3 separate regions of the Homo sapiens genome follow, and regions 1 and 2 are each linked to region 3. Evidence: chromatin loops called from intact Hi-C (ENCODE). Cell type or tissue: CD4-positive, alpha-beta T cell. All regions are shown on one strand.

Evidence for each region. Hi-C counts contacts between places; a loop is a spot of excess contacts. Peaks named below come from ENCODE experiments on the same cell type or tissue, not always from the same donor. Only the 100,000 strongest peaks of a DNase experiment are listed, where the experiment ranks them.
Region 1: a loop joins it to region 3, with 2.2 times the contacts of the local background. A loop is called at or near these places in 3 of 110 quality-filtered maps.
Region 2: a loop joins it to region 3, with 1.8 times the contacts of the local background. A loop is called at or near these places in 6 of 110 quality-filtered maps.

Annotation. Positions count from the first base shown.
Region 1 is chr7:5,830,168-5,838,167 of GRCh38, reverse strand. It overlaps the pseudogene ZNF815P. Among named protein-coding and RNA genes, the nearest start is that of OCM, 47 kb to the left of the region's middle. RefSeq lists an enhancer at 6,248-6,748. In CD4-positive, alpha-beta T cell, no CTCF peak of the experiment used is centred here; DNase peaks (open chromatin) are centred at 1,767, 3,647 and 4,581; H3K4me3 peaks cover 295 bases; H3K27ac peaks cover 3,760 bases.
Region 2 is chr7:5,392,056-5,400,055 of GRCh38, reverse strand. It overlaps TNRC18 (trinucleotide repeat containing 18), which reads left to right. Exons shown (of 30, transcript NM_001080495.3): 3 at 5,461-5,616. Among named protein-coding and RNA genes, the nearest start is that of TNRC18-AS1, 23 kb to the left of the region's middle. RefSeq lists an enhancer at 2,055-2,424. In CD4-positive, alpha-beta T cell, CTCF peaks have their summits at 3,170 and 3,371 (motif pointing left); DNase peaks (open chromatin) are centred at 2,685 and 3,395; H3K4me3 peaks cover 1,701 bases; H3K27ac peaks cover 1,606 bases.
Region 3 is chr7:5,700,975-5,708,974 of GRCh38, reverse strand. All of the region lies in intron 13 of RNF216 (ring finger protein 216), which reads left to right. Among named protein-coding and RNA genes, the nearest start is that of MIR6874, 6.9 kb to the left of the region's middle. RefSeq lists enhancers at 269-338, 5,826-7,025, 7,489-7,768. In CD4-positive, alpha-beta T cell, CTCF peaks have their summits at 4,088 and 4,296 (motif pointing right); DNase peaks (open chromatin) are centred at 4,334, 7,214 and 7,634; H3K27ac peaks cover 277 bases.

The DNA of each region.
Region 1 (8,000 bases), 130 kb before region 3:
GCATAGGCCAGCTGGTTTTATTTAAATTTTTTGTAGAGTTGGGGTCTCACTATGTTGTTTAATCAAAGTTTAAATAATTTGAAGGAGATCAGACAGGGTGGCTCACGTCTGTAATCCCAGCACTTTGGGAAGCCGAGGCAGGTGGATCACTTGAGGGCAAGAGTTCAAGACCAGCCTGGCCAACATGGTAAAACCCCATCTCTACTAAACATACAAAAAAAAAAAAAATTAGCTGGGCATGGTGCCAGGCACCTGTAATCCCAGCTACTCGGGAGGCAGGAGAAACACTTGAACCCAGGAGGCGGAGCTTACAGTGAGCCGAGATCGTGCCACTGCACTCCAGCCTGGGTGACAGAGCAAGAGTCTGTCTCAAAAAAAAAAAAAAAAAAAAAAAAAAAAGTATGTGAGAGTCGGGGGGCTTTCATCACTGTGGCAGAGGTCAAGGGGGGATGCTGGGTATAAAGAGCTGTGGTGGGCCCCCTGGACACATGCTGCTGGGGTGATGACGGATGTTCATAGGCAAATGGGCGACCCAAATTGTCCCCAGTGGTGAGACAAGCGCGTGCAGAGGAGGGGCAACAAGCAGGGCACAGCCCGGGGGCAGCAGCAGGGACCGGGAGCTATGTGGGAGTGGGGAGAGGCAATCCACAAAGAAGCCCAGAGCCCCAATCACCCTACAGAGCCTGGGTTCTCTTCCAGACCACACTCTGATCTCTAGAAAAACTTATGACCAAGGGCTAAAGGCTGCTGAAGCCAGTGACTTTTTTTTTGAGATAGGGTCTCACTGTGTTGCCCAGGCTGGAGTGCAATGTACAATATCGGCTCACTGCAACCTCCGCCTCCTGGGTTCAAGTGATTCTCCTGCCTCAGCCACCTGAGTACCTCAGATTACAGGCACACACCCAGCTAATTTATGTATTTTTAGTAGAAACGGGTTTCACCATGTGGCCAGGCTGGTCTCGAACTCCTGACCTCAGGTGGTCCGCCTACCTCAGCCTCCCAAAGTTCTGGAATTACAAGCGTGAGCTATCACGAGTCTATGTAGTGTATGTATATGTATATACATTATATATATATATATATATATATATATATATATAGTCTATGTAGTTTACATACATGTCTAGTATATATATAGACAGTCTATGTAGTTTTTATACATACACATACAATGTCTACATAATGTCTTAATTTCTATGTAATTTATTCATATCTAATTTCTATATAAACATAAAATTTCCATGTAAATATATAATTTCTATAGATATGCCTCTCATGGGTTTATTCATGATATAACATATGAAAAGCAGAGAGACCACGGAGTGCTGGACAGACAGCATTTAACCCAGTCATTGTCATCTTTAGTACAGATTCCCCTAACAGGGAGTCATTCCCAGTGGGACTCGGCTTTCTACAAAACAGTGGCTTCTGGCCGGGCGCGGTGGCTCACGCCTGTACTCCCAGCACTTTGGGAGGCCGAGGCGGGTGGATCACGAGGTCAGAAGATCCAGACCATCCTGGCTAACACGGTGAAACCCCATCTCTACTAAAAATACAAAAAAGTTAGCTGGGCGTGGTGGCGGGCGCCTGTACTCCCAGCTTTTCAGGAGGCTGAGGCAGGAGCATGACGTGAACCCGGGAGGCAGAGGTTGCAGGGAGCTGAGATCGCGCCACTGCACTCCAGCCTGAGTGACACAGCGAGACTCACTCTCCAAAAAACAAAAAACAAAAAACAGTGGCTTCCGACAAAGACAACAAGGGAAACCTCCAGCTTCACAGACAGGGTGGGTGTGGCTCGCCACCTTGTTGTAGCCTCTCCTACTGCTCTGAGACATTTCTGGTGTGAAACACCTAGACATCCCTGGCTTCACAAAGCACAAAGAAACCCAGGCTCTGTGAACGTTTTCCTTCCTGGAGTGGACAGTGGTAATGTTCACGAGGCCTCATCTTCCTCTGGGACCAGCCCCTTCCTGCCCCTGTGCACAGCTGCCTGGTCAGAGGGCCTAATACACCTGAGCTAGGCTGGACCAACAGAATCCTCCCCGAAAAGCTTTCAAAATTGGATCACTGAAGGGAGATTCAGTCCCTCACCGTGGCAGAACTTGCAGCTGTGAGGAGAGGAGCTGGGGCTACACTATTTCTGGGCACACTGACAAAGTCAGCATGAGAAGAAAGTCACAGAAGCGCCGGGTGCAGTGGCTCATGCCTGTAATCCCAGCACTTTGGGAGGCTGAGGTGAGCGGATCACAAGGTCAGGAGATTGAGACCATCCTGGCTAACATGATGAAACCCCATCTCTACTAAAAATAGAAAAAATTAGCCAGGCGTGGTGGCGGGTGCCTATAGTCCCAGCTACTGGGGAGGCTGAGGCAGGAGAATGGTGTGAACCCGGGAGGGGGAGCTTGCAGTGAGCTGAGATTGCGCCGCTGCACTCCAGCCTGGGCAACAGAGCGCGACTCCGTCTCAAAAAAAAAAAAAAAAAAAAAGTCACAGAAGCACAGACCAGGGAAGAAAGATTCCTGGCGATACCTGGTTTGCCGGATGCCTCTGGAGCCTGACTGCACACCTGCTCTTCCCAGGACTCGCATGCTGCCTTATAGATTTTTTTTTTTTTTTTTTTTGAGACAGGCTCTCCCTCTGTTGCCCAGGCTAGAGTCCAAAGGCACGATCACAGCTCATTGCAGCCTGGACCTCCTAGGCTCAAGTGATCCTCCCACCTTAGCCTCCCCTGCAGCTGGGAGTACAGGCATGTGCCACTACACCTGGATAATTTTTCTATTTTTTGTAGAGATGGGCTCTTGCCACATTACCCAGGCTGGTCTTGAACTCCTGGCCTCAAGCAATCCTCCTGCCTCACCTTCCCAAAGTTCTAGAATTACTTTTTTTTTTTTTAATCCTAACCTACTTCTAGTTGGATTTCTGGCTCTTCCAACTTCAAGGATTAGAACTTCTAACCAGTGCACTCCACACTCACACATTCCTAGAACCCGGGGTTCAGAGCAGGAGGAGGAGAATGCTTCCAGGCTGATGGAAAACACTGATGTCACTCACATGCAAAGAGAGCTAACAGCCAAGTGGGCGGATCACCTGAGGTCAGGAGTTCGAGACCAGCTTGGCTAATATGATGAAACTCCATCTCTAAAAATACAAAAATTAGTCGGGCATGGTGGCACATGCCTATATTCCCAGCTACTCCGGAGGCTGAGGCAGGAGAATCACTTGAACCCGGGAGGCAGAGATTGCAGTGAACCAAGATAGTGCCACTGCACTCCAGCCTGGGCGACAGAGCAAGACTCCATCTCAAAAAAATTTTTTAATTAAAAAAATAAAACCCATTATGGCAAGCAATTTCAGACAAGATCAGGCACGTTCAGGGTGGTGTGGCGGTACACATGGCAGGCTGTTTCAAGAACACGCAGTTCATTCATTCGTTCCTCTAGATAATGCAGTGTTACATCCAGGTCACTTGGCACCACACAAGGCTGTCTCTGTAGACCTGAGTGTTCGGCATCCCCAAACAACCAGAATCACAGACGGCTGCTTTGGCATAATATCTGCTGTTTATACAGAGAGGAAGAAAAGTCACAAGAGATTTCCTGTTGTGTTTCTTTCAAGGTGGTTGTTATTGAGGAACGGGTCTGCCACATCTTACATACAAAGATCAAATACATCTTTAAATCTTGAAAGAGCTGTATTCCCCCCGAGAATTAGACACGGTTGTCCAAAACAGACAACACAAGTCATATATTAGATGGAATCTGCCTGCCTTTTTTAAGTGACAGGAATGTCAGATATAAATTTACAAGGCATCGGGCTGGGCACAGTGGCTCACGCCTGTAATCCCAGTACTTTGGGAGGCCGAGGTGGGCAGATCACTTGAAGCCAGGAGTTTGAGACCAGCCTGGCCAACGTGGTGAAACCTCATCTTTACTAAAAATACAAAAATTAGCTGTGTGTGGTAGCAGGTGCCTGTAAGCAGGTGCCTGTAAGGAGGCTGAGGCAGGAGAATTGCTTGAACCCAGGAGGCAGAGGTTGCAGTGGGCCGAGATTATGCCACTGCACTCCAGCCTAGATGATAGAGCCAGACTCTGTCTCAAAAAAGAATTTACAAGGCATCTCACAACTGCAGCAGCCTCTACAGTCTCTCCACCCTGTCCTTCCCACAGCCGTGACCTTCCATTCTCTTCCTGTTTTCACTGATCCTGACTTCTGTTTGCATTTTATCAGATTTTTTTTTTTTTTTTGAGACAGAGTCTCACTCTGTCACCCAGGCTGAAGTGCAGTGGTATGATCTCAGCTCACTGCAATCTCCACCTCCCAGGTTCAAGTGGTTCTCCTGCCTCAGCCTCCCAAGTAGCTGGGATTACAGGCACCCACCACCACACCCATCTAATTTTGTATTTTTAGTAGAGACAAGGTTTCACCACATTGGCCAGGTTGGTCTCAAACTCCTGACCTCAAGTGATCCACCCGCTTTGGCTTCCCACAGTGCTGGGATTACCAGTGTGAGCCACCACACCCAGCCTTTATTAGTCATGTTCTTATGAGCATCCAAAATCCCTGCTGAAAAAGTGCAGTAGAAAGAAATGCCACACTCACCTGGGCCATGGTTCTTCCTTGCTGTTGTGGGAAAGCAGGTATCTGTGAAGGCAGACATCAGAGTGGGGAGAGAGGATATGAGAGGCCACGCTTGCCCGTGGGCTCCCGATCAACTGCTGAGACCACCCCCACCCCCCGCCTCGCGGGCACAGGTGGGAGAAAGCCTTCTCTGAAGGATCCCCATTATCAGAGCAAAGCCCTCACCTTGGAAATGTCATAGGGACTCAATCTCATGAGGCCTGACTTGGATTTTTGTTTTGTTTTTTGAGACAGGGTTTCACTCTGTCACCCAGGCTGGAATGCAGCGATGCAATCAGAACTCAATGCAGCCCTGGACTCCCAGGCTCCAGCGATCCTCCCACCTCAGCCTCCCGAGAAGCTGGGACTATAGGTGTGTCACACGCCCAGCTAATTTTTAAATTTTTTGGTAGAGAAGGCGGTCTCACTGTATTGCACAGGCTGGTCTCAAACTCCTGGGTTCAAGCAATCTGCCCATCTCAGCCTCCCAAAACCTTGGGATTACAGGGGTGAACCACCACGACTGACTGGAGTTTTTCTTAATGAATATGTGTATCTATGTCTCAGTAACCAATGTGCAATTTACTACAATCCCCACCCATTACCCAAAAATGTAATTATTAGAAATCTATTCTGAAGAAACAGGCCAGATGCAGAGGCTCACGCCTGTAATCACCACACTTTGGGAGGCCGAGGCAGGTGCATCACCTAAGGTCAGGAGTTCAAGACCCGCTTGGCCAATATGGTGAAACCCCATCTCTACTAAAATACAAAAATCAGCCAGGTGTGGTGGCACATGCCTGTAATCCCAGCTACTCAAGAGGCTGAGGCAGGAGAATCTCTTGAACTTGGGAGGCAGAGATCACAGGGAGCCGAGATTGTGCTGTACCACTGCACTCCAGCCTGGGCAACAAAGCGAGCTTGCATCCCCCCAAAAAATGATAAGAAAACTTTTTGGGGGATGGGGTCTGGCTCTGTTGCCCAGGCTAGAGTGCAGTGGTACGGCACAATCTTGGCTTCCTGTGACTTGTCCCTGTAATCCTAGCTACTTGGGAGGCTGAGGCAGGAGAATCGCTTGAGCCTCGGAGGTGGAGGTGGCAGTGAGCTGTGATTGCGCCACTATACTCCAGCCTGGGCAACAGAGTGAGACTCCGTCTAAAAACTCAAAACATATATATATATATATGCTTTTTGTAGAGTCAGGGTCCCGCTATGTTGCTCAGGCTGGTCTCGAACTCCTGGCCTCAAGAGATCCTCCCGCCTTGGCCTCCCAAAGTGCTGGGATTACAAGCATGCATCACTGTGCCTGGCCTGTTTCTTGTCTGTATACATCGACTACAAACTACAGCACATGTAATAAGTTTGTAAACATACATCTATAAAGAAAAAATTCTGGGCCAGGCACAGTGGCTCAAGCCTGTAATCCCAGCACTTTGGGAGGCCAAGGTGAGTGGATCACTTGAGGTCAGGAGTTCGAGACCAGCCTGGCTAACATGGCAAAACCCTGTCTCTACTAAAAATACCAAAATTAGCTGGGTGTGGTGGTGCATGCCTGTAATCCCAGCTACTCAGGAGACTGAGGCAGGAGAATTGCTTGAACCCAGGGGGTGGAGGCTGCAGTGAGCCGAGATCACACCACTGCACTCCAGCCTGGGTAAGAGCGAGATTCCATATCAAAAAAAACAAACATAAAAATAAACTGATTAATACAAATGCTCTCTGGGTGCTCACGAGAAAGATCGGGGCTGGGCAGAAGACCAGAGAGACTTCCTTGGGAGTGAAGGTCTGGAGGAGGGATGCGGCTGCCGTGGAGGGAAACATGCGAAGCCCCCTCCCGAACTTTCTCTTCTGAGGAACAAAAGCCTCAAGCTGCCAGGGGAATGGCAGTCAACCCTGTTGCCACCAGAACACAGGCAAGACCTTGTGCCTTCCTCCTTGAACCAGGGACAGGAATATATCCTGGGCTCAGGCTTAAAGGTCTCCTGACACGAGGGGAGGGACAGGATCACTGTGACTCAGAGACCCAGGGCCCACCCTGGACTGAGAAGACAAAGAGAACCCCTCCACCCACAGGCCTGGAGATGCAAGCAGCAGCCGTCAACACAAGGAGGGGATCAAGAGCGGAAGGTCCCATTCGCAGCACAAAGCGATGCTACGGAATTGTGAAGCTAGTGGCCCACTGCGGTAACCATGGTGACCAGCCCACCGCCCACTCAACTCCTGGCTGGACACGGTTCAACCACCCTCCAGCGCTCCCTGCTCCTTACACAGTAACAGCTCAGCAGAACTGGCTCATGTCCTCGTGTCTGCTCTCCTACGCAAGTCTAGCCTTCAAGACTAGCCAGAGATGGAAACGGAAAAAACAACCCACTGAAAAGAAGCAAAGCAACAAACAGATATTAATTCCATCTCAGCAACAAACAGATATTAATTCCATCTCAGGTCAGCATCAGCAAGTGTATGTCACGGAGATGCGCTGCAAACGAACACAAAATCCAAAACCAAAAAGACAAAAGGAAGAGAAACCAATACATCTTCCATCACAGTAAAAGATTTTTTTCTTTTTTTGAGACAGTGTCACCCAGGCTGCAGTGCAGTGGCGTGATCTCAGCTCACTGCAACCTCCACCTCCTGGGTTCAAGTGATTCTCCTGCCTCAGCCTCCCAAGTAGCTGGAATTACAGGCACGTGCCACTACGCCCAGCTAATTTTTGTATTTTTAGTAGAGATGGGGTTTCACTATGTTGGCCACGCTGGTCTTGAACTCCTGACCTCAGGTGATCTTGCTGCCTCGGCCTCCCGAAGTGCTGGGATTGCAGGCGTGAGCCCCCGCGCCTGGCCATCTTCCTCCCTTCTTTTTAAATTTCTGCTCATTCTCTTTTACCTTTGGGGTTTTGCTCTTTTTTTCTCTTTTTTAAATATCTTTTTCTGGAAGACACAGACTGGACAATGGGGGTAGATGCTCCCTATTCTTTTTTCTGTGGAAGCCACCTGAGCTAAATGTCATTAAGTTTCACTCCTTGTATTTAACATATGTATTAGGACTAGCCGGGTGCAGTGGCTCACTCCTGTAATCCCAGCACTTTGGGAGTCCGAGGTGGGCGGATCATGAGGTCAGGAGATCGAGACCATCCTGGCTAACATGGTGAAACCTAGTCTCTACTAAAAACACACACACACACACACACACAAAAATTAGCCAGGCTTGGTGGCAGGCACTGGCAATCCCAGCTATGCGGGAGGCTGAGGCAGGAGAATGGCATGAACCCGGAAGGCGGAGCTTGCAGTGAGCCGAGATCATGCCACTGCACTCCAGCCTGCGCGACAGAGCGAGACTCCATCTCAAAAAAAAAAAAAAAAAAAAAAAAAAAAAGGTATTAGGAC
Region 2 (8,000 bases), 310 kb after region 3:
GAGCTGTACATGGTGGTGCACACCTGCAGTCCCAGCTACTCAGGAGGCAAAGGTGGGGCGATTGCTTGAGCCCGGGAGGTTGAGGCTGCAGTGAGTCATGATCGCACCACCTCAGCTCCCCAGGTAGCTGGGACTATAGGCGCCTGCCACCACGCCCAGCTAATTTTTGTATTTATAGTAGAGACGGGGCGGGGGCGGGGGGTGGTTTTCGCCATGTTGGCCAGGCTGGTCTCGAACTCCTGACCTCAAGTGATCCACGATCCACCCGCCTAGGCCTCCCAAAGTGCTGGTATTATAGGTGTGAGCCATCGTGCCGGCTGTGTGTTTTAGGTTTTTTTGTTTTTGTTTTTGAGACACAGTGTCGCACTGTTGCCCAGGCTGGAGTGCAGTGGCGCGATCTTGGCTCACTGCAGCCTCTGCCTCCTGGGTTCAAGCAATTCCCCTGCCTCAGCCTCCTGAGTAGCTGGGATTACAGTTGTGTGCCACCACGCCCGGCTAATTTTGTATTATTGGTAGAGATGGGGTTTTACCATGTCTGCCAGGCTGAACTCCTGGCCTCAAGTGATCTGCCCGCCTCGTCCTCCCAAAGTGCTGGGATTATAGGTGTGAGCCACTGTGCCCAGGTGTGTGTTTTAGGTTTTGACGGTCATTGGTCTTAGCTTCTAAGGTGTCGGGTGAGATAATAACTGGGGTGAGTAGGCGGCAGCCAGTTACTTGATTTGGGGAGCCAGGTCTTGAGCTCAGCCTAGGGCGAGAGGCAGGGAGACCCCCATACCGCAGGTTGGTATGAGGGATTCCAGTCAAGTCTTTCGAGAGGCCAGTGAGCTCTGGGCCTAACTCAGTGCCCCCTGGCACCCTGAGGCTTGCATCCTTCTTGGTGAAACGGGGGGATGGCAACTGCTCGGTCCTTGGGTGTGGGTGTGAGCAGTGGGTGGGGCAGGGGGGCACTGTGGGGGCTTGGAGTATAGTCTAGAGATGGAAGGAGACCAGGCAGGATGGCCTGGCATGGGCTGTGCTTCTTCGGGGTTTATTTTAGAGCCTCTTTTGTGAGTTGCGGGATGCCTTGATCCTCTCCTCACCCTAATGTGTATCTCTTTGCGTTGGCCCTGGGAACATTGGAAATCACATTTATGGCTGGACAGGGTGGCTCATGCCTGTAATCCCAGCACTTTGGGAGGCCAAGGCAGGAGGATCGCACGAGGCCAGGAGTTTGAGACCAGCCTGGGCAACATAGTAAGACCCCATCTCTACAAAAAAGAGAAAGAAAAAAATTAGTGGGGTGTGATGGTGTGTGCCTGTGGTCCCTGCTACCCAGGAGGCTGAGGCTGGAGGATTGATTGAGCTCAGGAGTTGGAGGCTGTAGTGAGCTATGATTGAGCCACTGCACTACAGCCTGGGTGAACAGAGAGAGACCCTGTCTTTAAAAAAAAGAAAAGAGGCCGGGCACGGTGGCTCATGCCTGTAATCCCAGCACTTTGGGAGGCCAAGGCAGGAGGATTGCTTGAGGCCTGCAGTTTGAGACCAGCCTGGGCAACATCGCAAGACCTCATCTCTGCAAAAAAGAAAAAGAAAAAAATTAGCTGGGTGGCCAGGCACGGTGGCTCACGCCTGTAATCCCAGCACTTTGGGAGGATGAGGCGGGTGGATCACCTGAGGTTGGGAGTTCGAGACCAGCCTGACCAACATTGAGAAACCTCATCTTTACTAAAAATACAAAATTAGCCAGGCGTCGTGGGGTATACCTGTAATCCCAGCTACTTGGGAGGCTGAGGCAGGAGAAACACTTGAACCCGGGTGGCGGAAGGTGCGGTGAGCCGAGATCGCGCCATTGCACTCCACCCTGGGCAACAAGAGCGAAACTCCCATCTCAAAAAAAAAAAAATTTTTTTTTGCTGGGCCTGATGATGTGTGCCTGTGGTCCCAGCTACCCAAGAGGCTGAGGCTGGAGGATTGATTGAGCTCAGGAGTTGGAGGCTGCAGCGAGCTATGATCGAGCCACTGCACTGCAGCCTGGGTGAATTGAACAGAGTGAGACCCTGTCTCTAAAAAAAGAAACAACACTCGTGCAATTGGGTAATCCCAAATAGAAGTATGTCCTGGGTGGCAGGTCACAGGTGGCAGGTTCCAGCCACTGTGATATGGCAGGAAGTAAGGAAGATAGTCCCCGCCCTCAAGGAGGGAACTGTCTCTCGGGGAAGACAGAGGCATGAAATCCACAAGGAGGCTGGCAGATCTGTTTCCGAGGGGTTGTGGGTGGTCACAGGTCACTTGGGGCCTGCTTGGGTCGTGTGGCTGTTGGAGGCTTCTCTGGGGCCCAGGGAGACCCGAGGTGGGAGTGAAGGAGGAGCATTCTAGGAGGCCTGGGAGTTCGTGCCTGACGGGCCAGGCGGGAAAGGGGCAGGCTCCTGACGTGACCAGGGAGAAGTTTGTTTGTTCTGGAGAGTGAGGTGAGGGGGGTGGCACGCTGGCCTCATCGCCATAGCTGAGTGGGGATTGTGTGTCCATTTTACAGAGTGGCAGACTGAGGCACTGAGAACGGCACTGCCTTGCTGGGGATGCTGGGGGTTCCCGGCTGCCCCGCCCAGCCTGGGAGGAGGGGCTTTGGGTGCCATTGAGCCCTGTGGTGGGCAGGAGCCGTTGGCTGGCATCCGGGCCTGGGTGCTGCTGGGCGGGTTTCACAAGCCCGGGCAGGGGCCGGCCTGGGCCATTAGGCTTCCGTGCAGCCTGCGGCAGGAAGAGCTGGCGGCTGATGTAAGCTCTTGCGCAAACCCTGGCTGCTGGCTTCCGGAGCCTTCTACCCACCCGCCTGCCACAGCAAGGCGGAAGCCCGGGGCTCAGCAGGGCTTGGAGGCCCTGCTGCCCCGGCTTGGGCCGCATGGATGAACTGACTGGCCACCGAGGCCCCGGGGCCCGAGGGCTTGGCGCTGGAGTCCGGTGAGGGGGCTGGGCCTGGCTGGACTGGAGTGTTGGGGGCCGGACACGGGGTGGTGGTGATGGCGTGTGGCCCGAGGGCACCCCTTGCTGCTCTGCCCACTCCTGTCTTTGGGGCCCAAGGTGGAGGCCCTGCCCTTCTTTGCCTCAGTTTCCCCACATGTACCCCAAAGAAGATGGGTTGGATATTCTGGGATCCTGTGCCCCTGGGAGGCGGTCAGTGAGCACTTGTATACAGGCCCTTTATTGGGGAGAAGGGAGGCACTGGGGACTCAGAGGCTGGACTGGGATCTGTGAGCTCCCACAGGCTGGACCGGGGCCATCTAGGAGCCCACATCTCCTGCAAAGCCACATAACTTATCCATGCCCCCTGTAAACAGTGCTCACAACACAGGGCCTTAAAGGAGGTAGCTCTAGGGTACACACGGAATCCCTCCGCTGGGGGCTGGCCAGTGGTAGCACCCAGCTGGAGGTGCTTTGCTGCCACCTCCTGAGGGTGTTGCTGGGAGGATTTGAAATCAGCTGCACGGTGCCTGGTGCATTCCAGCTTTTAGCGAATGGGTGCCATGGCTGGTTATTGTTATTATTTATATTTTGAGTCCAGGTCTTGTTCTGTCGCCTGGATTGGAGTGCAGTGTTGTAATTGCAGTCACAGCTCACTGCAGTCTCCCAGCTCCTGGGCTCAACCCATCCTCTCGCCTCAGCCTCCAGAGACTATAGGCGAGAGCCACCTTGCCCGGCCTGTTGTCATTATTTATCATTATATTGTTTTTTTTTGAGACGGAGTCTCACTCTGTTGCCCAGGCGGGAGTGCAGTGGCACGATCTCAGCTCACTGCAACCTCCACCTCCTGGGTTCAAGTGATTCTCCTGCCTCAGCCTCCCGAGTAGCTAAAATTACAGGTGCCTGCCACCACGCCCAGCTAATTTTTTGCATTTTTTTTTTTTTTTTTTTGAGACAGAGTCTCTCTCTGTCGCCCAGGCTGGAGTGCAGTGGAGCGATCTCGGCTCACTGCAACCTCCGCCTCCGGGCTTCAAGTGATTCTCCTGCCTCAGCCTCCCGAGTAGCTAAAATTACAGGTGCCCGCCACCACGCCCAGCTAATTTTTAGCATTTTTTTTTTTTTTTTGAGACGGAGTCTCTCTCTGTCGCCCAGGCTGGAGTGCAGTGGAGCGATCTCAGCTCACTGCAACCTCCGCCTCCCAGCTTCAAGCGATTCTCCTGCCTCAGCCTCCCGTGTAGCTGGGACTACAGGTGCCCGCCACCACATCCAGCTAATTTTTTGTATTTGTCTTTTTAGTAGGGGCGGGGTTTCACCATGTTGGTGAGGCTGGTCTCTAACTCCTGACCTTGTGATTCGCCTGCCTTGGCCTCCCAGAGTGCTGGGATTATAGGCTTGAGCCACCGTGTTCGGCCTCATTATATTGTCATTGTGGTTAAACACATGCTTCCTTCCCTATCATTCCCGAAGGGAGGCATGTTTATCTCCATTTTGTTGATGTGCAAACCGAGACCTGGTAAGGGAAGCCCCGTGCGCCAGGGCCTGCATGCTTCTCTCTGACCTGTGACCCAGAGGCCTGCCAGGGTCTTCCCTTAGAGGGGATGGCGTTTGGGGCTCGTGGGACAGAGCCCCTGGGTGGCAGCTGGGAGGCACCCTGTCCGATGTGGGCCTGGCCACGTGGGGCATGGCGGGGCTGGCTGTGGCTTCCACCCAGGCCCTGCTGATTTCCATCATGTTTCTGAGCAGCAGTCTGCCCCGTGGCCCCTATTGGCAGTGACCCCGGGGTGGGGCCTGCTGTCTGGAGGGGTTGCCCTCCACGGGGCTCCCTTAGCGGCCCCCACGCCTGCCGCTCCATTCATCACGGATTCATTCCCTAAGCCACTGTGGCTCGGTGGTGCCAGCCATGGGCTGGGGGACACCCTGCAGGGCTGCATTCTGAGTCCCTGCTTTCTGGCTGTGTGACCTGGCACTTCCCATCTCTGAGCCTCACCTTCTTTTTCTGTGAAATGGGCACACGGGGCTGGCTAGGGCTGCTGTGGGAGGTGATTCTCTGGCTGGAGGGTGGGTGTCCTCTCTGGGCCTGCAGAGCTCAGCATATGAGCCCCCCGCCTGTAAGTCCCCCACCGCCTTGCCCTGTGGCCTCTGGAAGTCCCAGTGCGCCACCGACTTCAGGATTCCACCTGCAGATGGGGAGAATGGTGCCGGGCCGGATCTGGGCTGGTTGGGCGGCAGGGGTGGAAGGCCCTCCTCCGAGGGTGCGGGGTGCCCAGGGCTGAGGGTCTGCTGTGGGGGGCTTCCTGCCGTATTGTGCTTTCTCAAGCCCTGGGTCTGGTTGGGTTGATCCAGGACCATCTTGCAGCCCAGGGGTGGGGCCGGAGCAGGGGAACCCTCTTTGGTCTCCTGGCCAGCATCAGCTCCACACAGCTGGGGAGAGGCGGCGGTCTCGGGGCGGTGGGTCGGGGCGGTGGGCTGGGGCGGCGGCGCCTCCCTGGTTGTCTGCCTGACGGTCCTCCCAACTTCTCTCTGCAGGCGAGGCCTTCTTGGGCAGCTTTGTGGCCAGCGGGATGGGGCCCTCGGCCTCGTCCCATGGGAGCCCAGTGCCACTGCCCTCTGACCTGTCTTTCCGCTCCCCAACCCCTAGCAACCTGCCCATGGTGCAGCTGTGGGCCGCCCACGCCCATGAAGGTAAGGAACATGCCGGGGTCGGGGCTGAGGGCTGCTGGGCTGACGTCCCAGCCACTCTGGCCACTTCATGTGCCCCTCTGTTGTCATCGCTGAGCTGGGGCTGGTGGGTCCCAGGTCACCTGGCTTCCCTGTTGTTTCTCAAACGCTCAGGGCTTCTTCTTGTCACTGTCACAGGGCATTTGTATGAGCTGTTTCCTCTCCTTTCAGCCTGACACCCCATGCCACAGACCACCTTCCAGTCCTCCTCCGGCTCAGCTCAGAGACCCCCTCTTCCGCACCCACTTCCATCACTTGCTTGTGACGACAGATTATCTCATCATTCATGAACTACCCGCTTTCCCACCGGAGTGAGCCCTGAGTTCAGGGCCTAGTGTGATCTACTCAGCACTGTATCCCTGGTACACAGTAGGCTCATTAATAATTACAGGAGCAGGCCGGGCATGGTGGCTCACAGCTGTAATCCCAACAGTTTGGGAGGTGGAGGTGGGAAGATCACCTGAGGGCAGGAGTTCGAGACCAGCCTGGGCAACATAGCAAGACCCCATCTCCACAAAAAAAATTTCCCAGAGCGGGGGGACCTGGGGCTGTTGGGGCCTTTTCTTCTGCATTTCTGCAGCCATGCCCCTCAATGTAGGGGCTCTGCAGGCCTGGCTTCCCCGGGGTCGTGAGCAGATTCTGGATTTCTCTAGAGCCTCACTTTGATTTTCTGCCTGCAAAGGAATGGGCCTGCAGACCTCCAAGCTCCTCTGTCTTCTCTGGCTTTGACAGGTTCTGGATGTTGGGCGCTAGGTACTTCCTTCTCCCTCCTCCCTCCTTCCTCCTTCCTCCTCCCAGGTGTCCTGTAGGTGCTCGTGGTTCCTGGAAGGTTGCAGCCCTGGAGCTCCTGCTGCAGGCTTAGGGCTCTTCCGGCCCTCCCCAGCCACTCTCCCTCCACTTCCTCCTGCGGGGCCAGGTCTGACCGTCATCCCGAATCCTGCGGCTGCTGTGTTCAGCCCAGGAGGAGACAGGTTCAGCCAGAGGCGTCTCTAGTCACAGGACCCCATCCAGTCCTTACAGTACTTTGCCCATTGTACAGATGAGGTCAGCGAGTCTGCTCTTCCTGGACACTCTGGGGAAGGCATCTGAATCCAGGCACGAGGGTGCCCAGCCTGCACAGAGTGGGCCTTCTAGGCTGGGGTCGCACCTGAGCCTCCCACTTTAACCAGCCAAGGCAGATGCCAGAGGGTCTGGATGAGGAGAGCCTGCCTCTCGGGACTGTCTGCCACCAGCTCACTACCTCTCTGTCCCTGAGACTTTTCTCTTTGGCCAACAAATCCTAGTGATGACCACAAACACACAGGGTGCTTACCACAGCCCAGTGCACACTCAGCTCACTTCAGCCTCAGAGCCAGCCCTGCCCGGGGGAGGGACTGTTAGGCCCTTTTTTTTGAGACAGGGTCTTGCTCTGTCGCCCAGACTGGAGTGCAGTGGTGCAATCTCAGCTCACTGCAACCTCCGCCTCCCAGGCTCAAGCCATTCTCCCACCTCAGCCTCCTGAGTAGCTGCGACTACAGGTGCACACCATCACGCCCGGTTAACTACTGTATTCGTTTTTGGTGGAGTTGGGGTTTCACCATGTGTCCCAGGCTGGTCTTGAACTGCTAGGCTCAAGCGATCGTCCCACCTTGACCTCCCAAAGTGCTGGGATTACAGGCATGAGCCACTGTGCCCGGCCTATTAAGCCCATTAGGTCCATTTTACAGACGGGAGAGCAGAGACCTGATGCCTGTGTGGGAGAGCTGTTTTTTTATTGTTGGTTGTATTTTACTTATTTATTTATTTTTTGAAATGGAGTCTTGCTCTGTCGCCCAGGCTAGAGTATATAGTGGCACAATCTTGGCTCACTGCAACCTCTACCTCCCGGGTTCAAGCAATTCTCCTGCCTCAGCCTCCTGAGTAGCTGGGATTACAGGCGTGCGCCACCACGCCTGGCTAATTTTTGTATTTTTAGTACAGACAGGGCTTTACCATGTTGGTCAGGCTGATCTCGGTTCACTGCAACCTCTGCCTCCTGAGTTCAAGAGATCCTCCTGCCACAGCCTCCTGAGGAGCTGGGACTACAGGCGCCTGCTACCACACCCGTCTAATTTTTTGTATTTTTAGTAGAGATGGGGTTTCCCCATGTTGATCAGGCTGGTCTCGAACTCCTGACCTCGTGATCCACCCAACTCGGCCTCCCAAAATGCTGGGATTACAGGCATGAGCCACTGCTCCGGCTGGGAGTGCTGTTTGAATGATTGGATGAGAGAACAGGTATCGGGTAGCCCTTTTGTTTGTGGGTGTTGTCAATGGCATGATTATTGACAAGGCGGTGCTGGAGAGAAGACATCGGCCCAGTGGACCAG
Region 3 (8,000 bases):
ACAAGAGAAAGCTGGGTGGTTTGTACTGCGCCAGAGGACCCACGGTACAGTAGGCAGAGTCCAGTGCACCTCGAAGGCTGCTTTTTGGGTCCAGGGGAAGAGTAGAGCATGTGTTCAGCATTTGGGCTTCTCAAGGGGCTGCCTGAGGGACTGGCTTCTGTCTCACCCAACTCACTGCTGGCAGAACCCAACCTACTCTAGATGCCTTGGAGCTGCTGAGGCCAAAAAAGAGCTGGGCAGCTTACAGCAGCTCCAGAGGGCCTGTGATACCTCAGACAGGCACCAGAAGAAGCAAGAGCTTGCAAGCTCCTGAAAAAAGGAAAACAAAAGCCTGAGCACTTATATTAGCCTACGATTTAGCAAAATCTTCTTGCAGGAAGCCTATTTTAGAATAAAGTATGAGTATCTCATGTAATTTATTGAGTACTGTACTGAAAGTGAAAAAGAGAATGATTGTATGGGTACTTGAATTACAGTTTCTACTGAATGTGTATCACTTTCACACCACAGTAAAGTCAAAAAGTGTAAAACCATTGTAAGTTGGAGACCATCTGTATATGCACCCGACATCAGTGCACCCAAATATGTGAAGCAAATATTGACAGCCGAAGGGAAAAATAACACAAAAATAGTAGGAGATTGCAATACCTCACTTTCAATCATTGTTAGCACCACCAGGCAGAAGATTAGTAAGGAAACAGCTGACTTGAACAACACTATAGACCTAACAGACACATACAAAATATTCTAGCCAACAGGCACAGAAAACACTTTTTCTCCTCTGTTGCGCATGGAACATTTTCCAGGATGGAGAATATTAGATCATAATACAGGTCTTAACAAATTTAAGATCAAAATCATACCAAGTATCTTTTCCAGCCACAAGGCGATACACTTAGAAATCACAAACAGCAAGAAAATTCACAAAGTATGAGAACTAAACACACTGTCCGGGCATGGTGGCTCCCACCTGTCATCCTGGCACTGTGGGAGGCCGAGGCAAGTGGATCACCTGAATTCTGGAGTTCGAGACCAGCCTGGCCAACATGGCAAAACTCTGTCTCTACTAAAAATACAAAAATTTAGCTGGGTGTGGTTGCGTGCGCCTGTAATCGCAGCTACTTGGGAGGCTGAGGCAGGAGAGAATCGCTTGAACCAGGGAGGTGGAGGTTGCGGTGAGCAGAGATTGTGCCGCTGTACTCCAGCCTGGGCGACAGAGTGAGACTCTGTCACAAAAAAAAAAAAAAAAAAAAAAACCACACACACACACTGAAAAGCTTTTTTTTACTAAGATCAGGAACAAGGCAAGGATATCACTGTCACCACTTCCATGCTATATAACACTGGAAGCCCTAGCTAGAGCTATTTGGCAGGAAAAAGCAAAAGCATCTATATCCGTGCAAGTTCACAGATAACATGATCTTATACATAGAAAAATCTGCAATTTCCACAAAAAAACTTGTTAGAATTAATATATTCAGTAAAGGTGCAGGATACAAAATTAGCACATAAAAATCAGTTGCGTTCCTGTACACTAACAAACACTCCAAAAAGAGAAATTAAGAAAATCTAATTTATAATACATCAAAAAAGTTGGAATACTTAGGAACAACTTAACCAAGGAGTGGGTAAAGACTTATACACTGAAAACTATAAAAAACTGCTGAAATAATTAAAGAAGACATAAATAAATGGAAAGACATCCCTAAAATGCATATGGAACCACAAAGGATCCCAAATATCCTAGACAGTCTTAAGAAAGAAGAACAAAGCTGGAAGCCTCACACTTCCTGACTTCAAAACTTATTACAAAGCTACAGTAATTTAAACAGGCAGACATGTAGACCAATGGAACATAATACAGTGCTCAGAAATAAATCCACACATTTATGATCAGCTGATCTTCAACAAGGGTGCAAAGAACACCCACCGGGGGAAAAGGTAGTCTCTGATTAATGGTGCTCTGTAAACTGAATATCCACATGCAAAAGAATGAACTTAGACGCTGATACCATATCTCATATCATAACACAAAAATCAACTCTTTAAATGGATTAAAGACTTAAGTGTAAGACCTGAAACTATAAAAACTAGAAGAAAACGTAGGTGGAAAGCTTCATGACATCAGTCTTGGCAATGATTTCCTGGGTATAATACCAAAAACAAGGTGACAAAAGCAAAAAACAGGCAAGTGACTACTAAGATGCTTTCAGCAAAGGAAACCATCAACAGAGTGAAAAGGCAGCCGGTGGAAAGGAATTGAAATCCTTTGGGAAAGGATCTCAGCATGTTCCTGTGTTCATTGCAGCATTATTCACAGTAGCCACAAGATGGAAACCACTTACTGACATGTTCGTCAACAGATGAATGGTTAAAATTTGGTATATTATGCAGCCTTTGAAAAGAAGGAACTCCTGGCACATACTAACAACACAGATAAACCACCTTGAGGGACATTGTGTTCAGTGCAATTAGCCAGTCATAGAAGGACAGATACTGCACGATTCCACTTAAATGCAGGATCTAAAGTAGTCAGACTCATAGAAACACAAAGTAGAACCCTGGGTGCCAGAGGCTGGGAGAAGGCAAAGTGGGGAGTCACTGTGCAGTGGGAAGTTTCAGTCATGCCAGATTAAGTTGTTTAGAGATCAGCTGTACAACATTTTGCTAACAGACCCTGTACACTTAAAAATGTGTTAATTGGGTAGTTTTTGTATTGTGTGTTTTCACCACAATTTTTTTTTTTTTTTTTTTTGAGATGGAGTGTCGCTGTGTTGCTCAGGCTGGAGTGCAGTGGTGCAATCTCAGCTCACTGCAACCTCCACCTTCCGGGTGCAAGCGATTCTCCTGCCTCAGCCTCCTGAATAGCTGGGACTACAGGCACATGCCACCATGCCCGGCTAATTTTTTGCATTTTTAGTAGAGACGGGGTTTCACCATGTTAGCCAGGATGATCTTGATCTCCTGACCTCGTAATCCTCCACCTGCTTCGGCCTCCCAGAGTGGTGTTTTGTTTTGTTTTGTTTTGTTTTGTTTTGTTTTGTTTTGTTTTGTTTTAGTTTTTGTTGAGATGGAGTTTCGCTCTTCTTGCCCAGGCTGGAGTGCAATGGTATGATCTTGGCTCACCATAACCTCCGCCTCCCAGGTTCAAGCAATTCTCCTGCCCCAGCCTCCCGAGTAGCTGTGATTACCTGCATGTGCCACCACGCCCGGCTAATGTTGTATTTTTGTAGAGGCGGGGTTTCTCCATGTTGGTCCGTCTGGTCTCGAACTCCTGACCTCAGGTGATCTGCCTGCCTTGGCCTCCCAAAGTGCTGGGATTACAGGGTGAGCCACCGTGCCCAGCCTACCGCAGTTTTTTTTAAAGGGCATATGGTTCATTTTTTCCCTCTGCCAAGAGGGATGTGCAGCATGAGTGAGAACAAAGTCTGTTTTGAACTACTGAGGTTTGAGTTTGTTCCAGCAGCATAACCTAGCACATCCTGACTGATAAGGATCATAAGGACCATAACTGCCCTTGGAGTTGGAGAACAGGAGCAGATTTGAGAGGTAGAGGATTAGAAGGTGATATGTTGCATGTGAAGGTGGGGAGAAAGCCAGAGGTCTCACAGGCGTGTCTGGTTTGGACCACTATGTAGTTGATGATGCTGTTTACAAAACTGGAAATGGAATCCAAAAGATTCAGGAGAGATTACTTTTGTTTTGGACATGTTGAGTTTTTAGGGGAGACATCCAGTGTGTACGTGTTTTTACAATGCCTGGCACATAGTAGGTGCTCCATAAATCAGTGACCCTAGATCAGTGATCCGGGTCAGTAACACAGGGAGAGATCTAGGCTGGAAAAAGATTTTGGAGTCTGAAATGAGCAGCAAAAGGAGGAAAGAGGAGGAGAGGGGTAAGGTGCCCATCAGGGAGATTATTATTAGCTTAGAAATGCTGGGCCATGCTAAGTTTAAAGTATGTTTTTTCATTTATTCACATCTTTTTATGCCCCTCAGCAACGTTTTGCAGTGGAGAGAATGTGTGTTATGATTACATGATGGATTACAGTATGTTTCAGAACTTGACTTTCACCTATGGATAACAGCATTCACATTTTAGTTTCTAATGTTAGGGTAAGGATTGTAGGTGTTTGGCCCATCATGGAAAATAAAGTGAAAAATGTTATATGGGGACCTGAGGCAGTGACGGCCTGGTGGAGCTGGCTCAGTGACCACCAGAGGAATGAGAGAAGTCCCCACCTTGTCCTTTGGATGAGAAAGGAGAGTTTATGCCTAATCTTCTGTCCTTATTTGTGGGCTGTGGAACGAGTTGCCACTAGGTGGCACAGATGCTCCATGAGGAAAGGGTTTTCTTCCTCTTGGGTGTTTGAAAAGTATGTGTCAGCAAAACACTGTTTTGTAAGCAGAATTGACACAGTTCTTTTGGGCTCAGTACCAAAGCAAATCGCTACGTGCATTTAGACTTTATCTAAGAAGTCCATGTTATTAGCGCATACGCTTTTACCTTTCTCAGTTGTGCAAATTCTCCTTATGCCATTCTTTGTAGCAAGATGGCTAAAGCAGTCGCTAATCCTTGAGGATTCCTGATATTTAAGACATGAGCCACAAGCTAATTTTGACCCGTGTGAGACTAAGGGCACCTGCTTTCTCATTGCAGTGTCTTTGCCAGTAATATAAATTCCAGTTGGCTTTTCAGGAACTTGTCGCTCTGAAATGAGGCGTTTATATTAATACGGCATTAATATAAACGTATTAATATAAGACGGCCTCTGGAGGAGGACTTGAATGGCTGGAATCAGTCCTCTGGAATCCCTGAAGAATAAGACACTGTATCTTTGATGAAATGGAGAGAGTCTTTGTTTCATTGATATGATGGAATGCTTTTGTCAAGGCTCTCAGCTCCCTTGTGTGTTCTCAGATAAAGAATTCATTAGTTTGTTTTCAGTGTGCTGCTTTTAGGAATGAATTGGGTGTGTTTGGTGTGAGACTGAAGAGTGTTACATAAAAGGAGATTTGAAGGTGATGCTTCTGGAATATGTATTCTTAGGGTCAGAAGTTTCACTGTTGAGTCTTTTCTGCCTTGCCACAGCCATAACTTTGCTTTATAAACTCAGAGCTGTGTAAGTCAAGTTTTCCAGAAACTTAGGGCCACAAGGTGGAGGTTTAGGCACACTCATGAAGCAAGCGCTAACGACGAGAGACCATCAGGTGGTGAGAGTTTAATCAGAGTAACTGAAGAACATCTGGTGTAGTCTTTTCGTGGAAACTGCAAATGTGTGTGTGGTTGTGTAACCACCCATCTTTTCCCAATGTCACTTGTATTTATTTATCTTTTCTCACCTGCCAGCTTTCTTCCCTGCTTGTTTTTCTGCCCTTTCTAGGTTCCCATCCTATTCTTTGTAGCATTTGCTGTTTTTAACTTTACAGCCGTGAAGTACAACCAAAATTCACATCTGCAGTGAACCAGTTTGTTGGTTAAAAAACAGGCATCTGCAGCCTCCTACAGTAGCTGCATGGCTGCGTGAAGAGAATGTAAATGAGTGTGGACCAGCTATCAATGCCAGGGCAGCTCCAGCTGTGATGGCGGGTGGTTGGCACTTATTAACAGCACTCTAATTTGGGGCCCAGCCAGTCAGCTGACTCCTGTGCTGAGCACGGCCTTCACATTTATCTAGAGATGAATGAAGCTTGGGCCACTTGTTCCTACTATCAGGGAAGACCTTTATTCAGGAAGTAGCGTTGACAAGAACCAAATAGCTGGGTAACAAAAAGATTTTTAAGCCCACAAATGAGGACTCATTTACTGGAGTGGAAGTCCATGCTGCATGATGTGAGTCAAATATGAAGGAGGGTGGTGTGAGAATTTCTCATCATGGAATGTGACCTGCCCTTGCTCCTCCAAGGTGAGTCACTTTCTTCAGAGCCCAGCATGGGTCCCTCTGAAGAGCTTCAGGTTCAGGCCGCAGAAGGACGCTCCCTTACAGGTATATCATGTAGGGTGCCTGGCAGAGCTCTCAGCTCATATTGGTCCCCACAGCAGCCCTACAAAATAGACACTGGCTTAAAGTCAGGTGATGGTAAATGGCAGAGCTGAGTGGGTCGCAGACACCATCCCTGTGAGCCTCCCTTCCGTCACGTACTGAGCAGGGCTGGCGTCATAGCAAGGAGGCTTCAGGATTTTTAACTCTACTTGTGTCTGAGTACTTCTGTCAGTTTTCACTTTTTAAAATTTCACTTTTTAAAATTTAAAAGCATAGTGAATCTATTCATCACAGACTTCTTGATCCTGGGAAGGTTTTGGTTAATTACACACGCAAGCACATCCTCTTCCCTTACCTGCTATTGAAGCACAGTAAATACAGCATAGAGTAGATGTGTTTGTTAGATTCTTTTAAAGAAGAAGAAAAATAATAAAAGGCAAATGTTGCTTGCCTCCCTTCCCACCCTGCCTTCCCATTAAGAGTCAAATACCATGCTTGCTGTTTCAGTGATTATTCAGAAGGGAGAGAGCTGACAACCCGAAATAGGGAAAGGTAAAAATACATACGCATTATAACAAAACGCCAATATGAATAAAAATTTTATTTTTGTTTCTGCTTGGCCCTGTGGAAATAGTTTTTTACCCCTGTATTTCAGCTACTTTATCCCTCATGTCAGATGCTAATGGTAGAAGCACCTGCCTCTCCCCTTGGCCCGCCTTGGAGGAGGCTGGGAGCTGTGAGTGAACATGGACTATGCTGCCACTCCCACTCCCTCTGCAGGGCTGCTGCAGCCCCTCAGGTTTCTCCCCTCGAAACTCGCAGAGGCAACTGCTGACCCCCCGGCAGGTGGCAGAGCCCACACCCACCTGCATTTCAGAGCCAAGGAAGTCTAGAGTCAGCGTGGGCTCCGAGAACCCGGCAGCGACCTGGGGCCTCAGATGTCGCCGACCTCCCTGATCCCTAGGAAATGGGCCTGGCTCTTCCTTGTCCCAGACAACATCCTGGTGCTCCCTTCTGGTCCTGAGCTGCCTTCCTGGGTTAGTGTTTCCACCTTCTCAGGAGACCAGTCACGAACCTCCTGTTCCATTCACATGAAGAGGCATTGTTTGGGACACGTCTTTTGCTGGGCTTTCATAGTAAGTTGTCTGTTTCAACAGTTCTTTTGAAGCCCTTACGTGAGAAGTGTTGATTGATGTGCAGCTCTGCACAGCACTGGGTGCTGTGAGGCCATGAATGGCAGTGAAATGCGTGGCTGTTGCTGCATCACAGTGAGGGAAACGGTATAGCTCAGTGGTTAAGACAAGGGATTTTGATATTAAACCCACTTATGCTTTAATTCTAGCTCCTCCACTCACTAGCTTTGTGACATAGGGTGAATACTTGATCTCCCTAAGCCACATTTCCTTTCCGTGTACAATAAGAACGGTTGCACCTACCTCGTAGAGCTTTTGTGCAAAACCAATGGAAACAGCGTGGGTAAAGTGTCAAGTGCAGTGCCTGGCACTTTGTGTCACGAAGTAATAGCTGCCCAGTGAGGATGGTGTGTGCAGATGTGCGGCCTCAGGAGATGAACGGAGATCCTAGAAAGGGGGAACTGCCTCCAGTTTTGTGAACCTGCTGCCACAAGAGCATGGAGTTCCCCTAAAGTGGGCAGGTGGAAAATCCCATCAGGGAACAGAAGATGACTCATCACTCACCACTCAACTCATTTCTACCAGCTCCCCAGTGTTCTGCCATGTAAAGGGGTAGATTTTTCAACCTGATTTTTTTGCTAACTGATACATTCTATAAGAAATGACAGCTCTCCTTTAGTCCACGTTATTCAAGTTCAGAGAAGGGCCCTGTGCAACCTGGGGAGAGCCACGTGCTGGGGGAGGCTGTCGTGTGTGTGCTCCCACTCTCAGGGTCTGCACTCTCTGTCCACAGCACTGCTGTGCTCCTTCTCTCAGGTTTCATGTTGATTTCTTACTCCTACTCAGAAGGTTTAGAATCTCAGGGATGACATTCAGAAGAAATG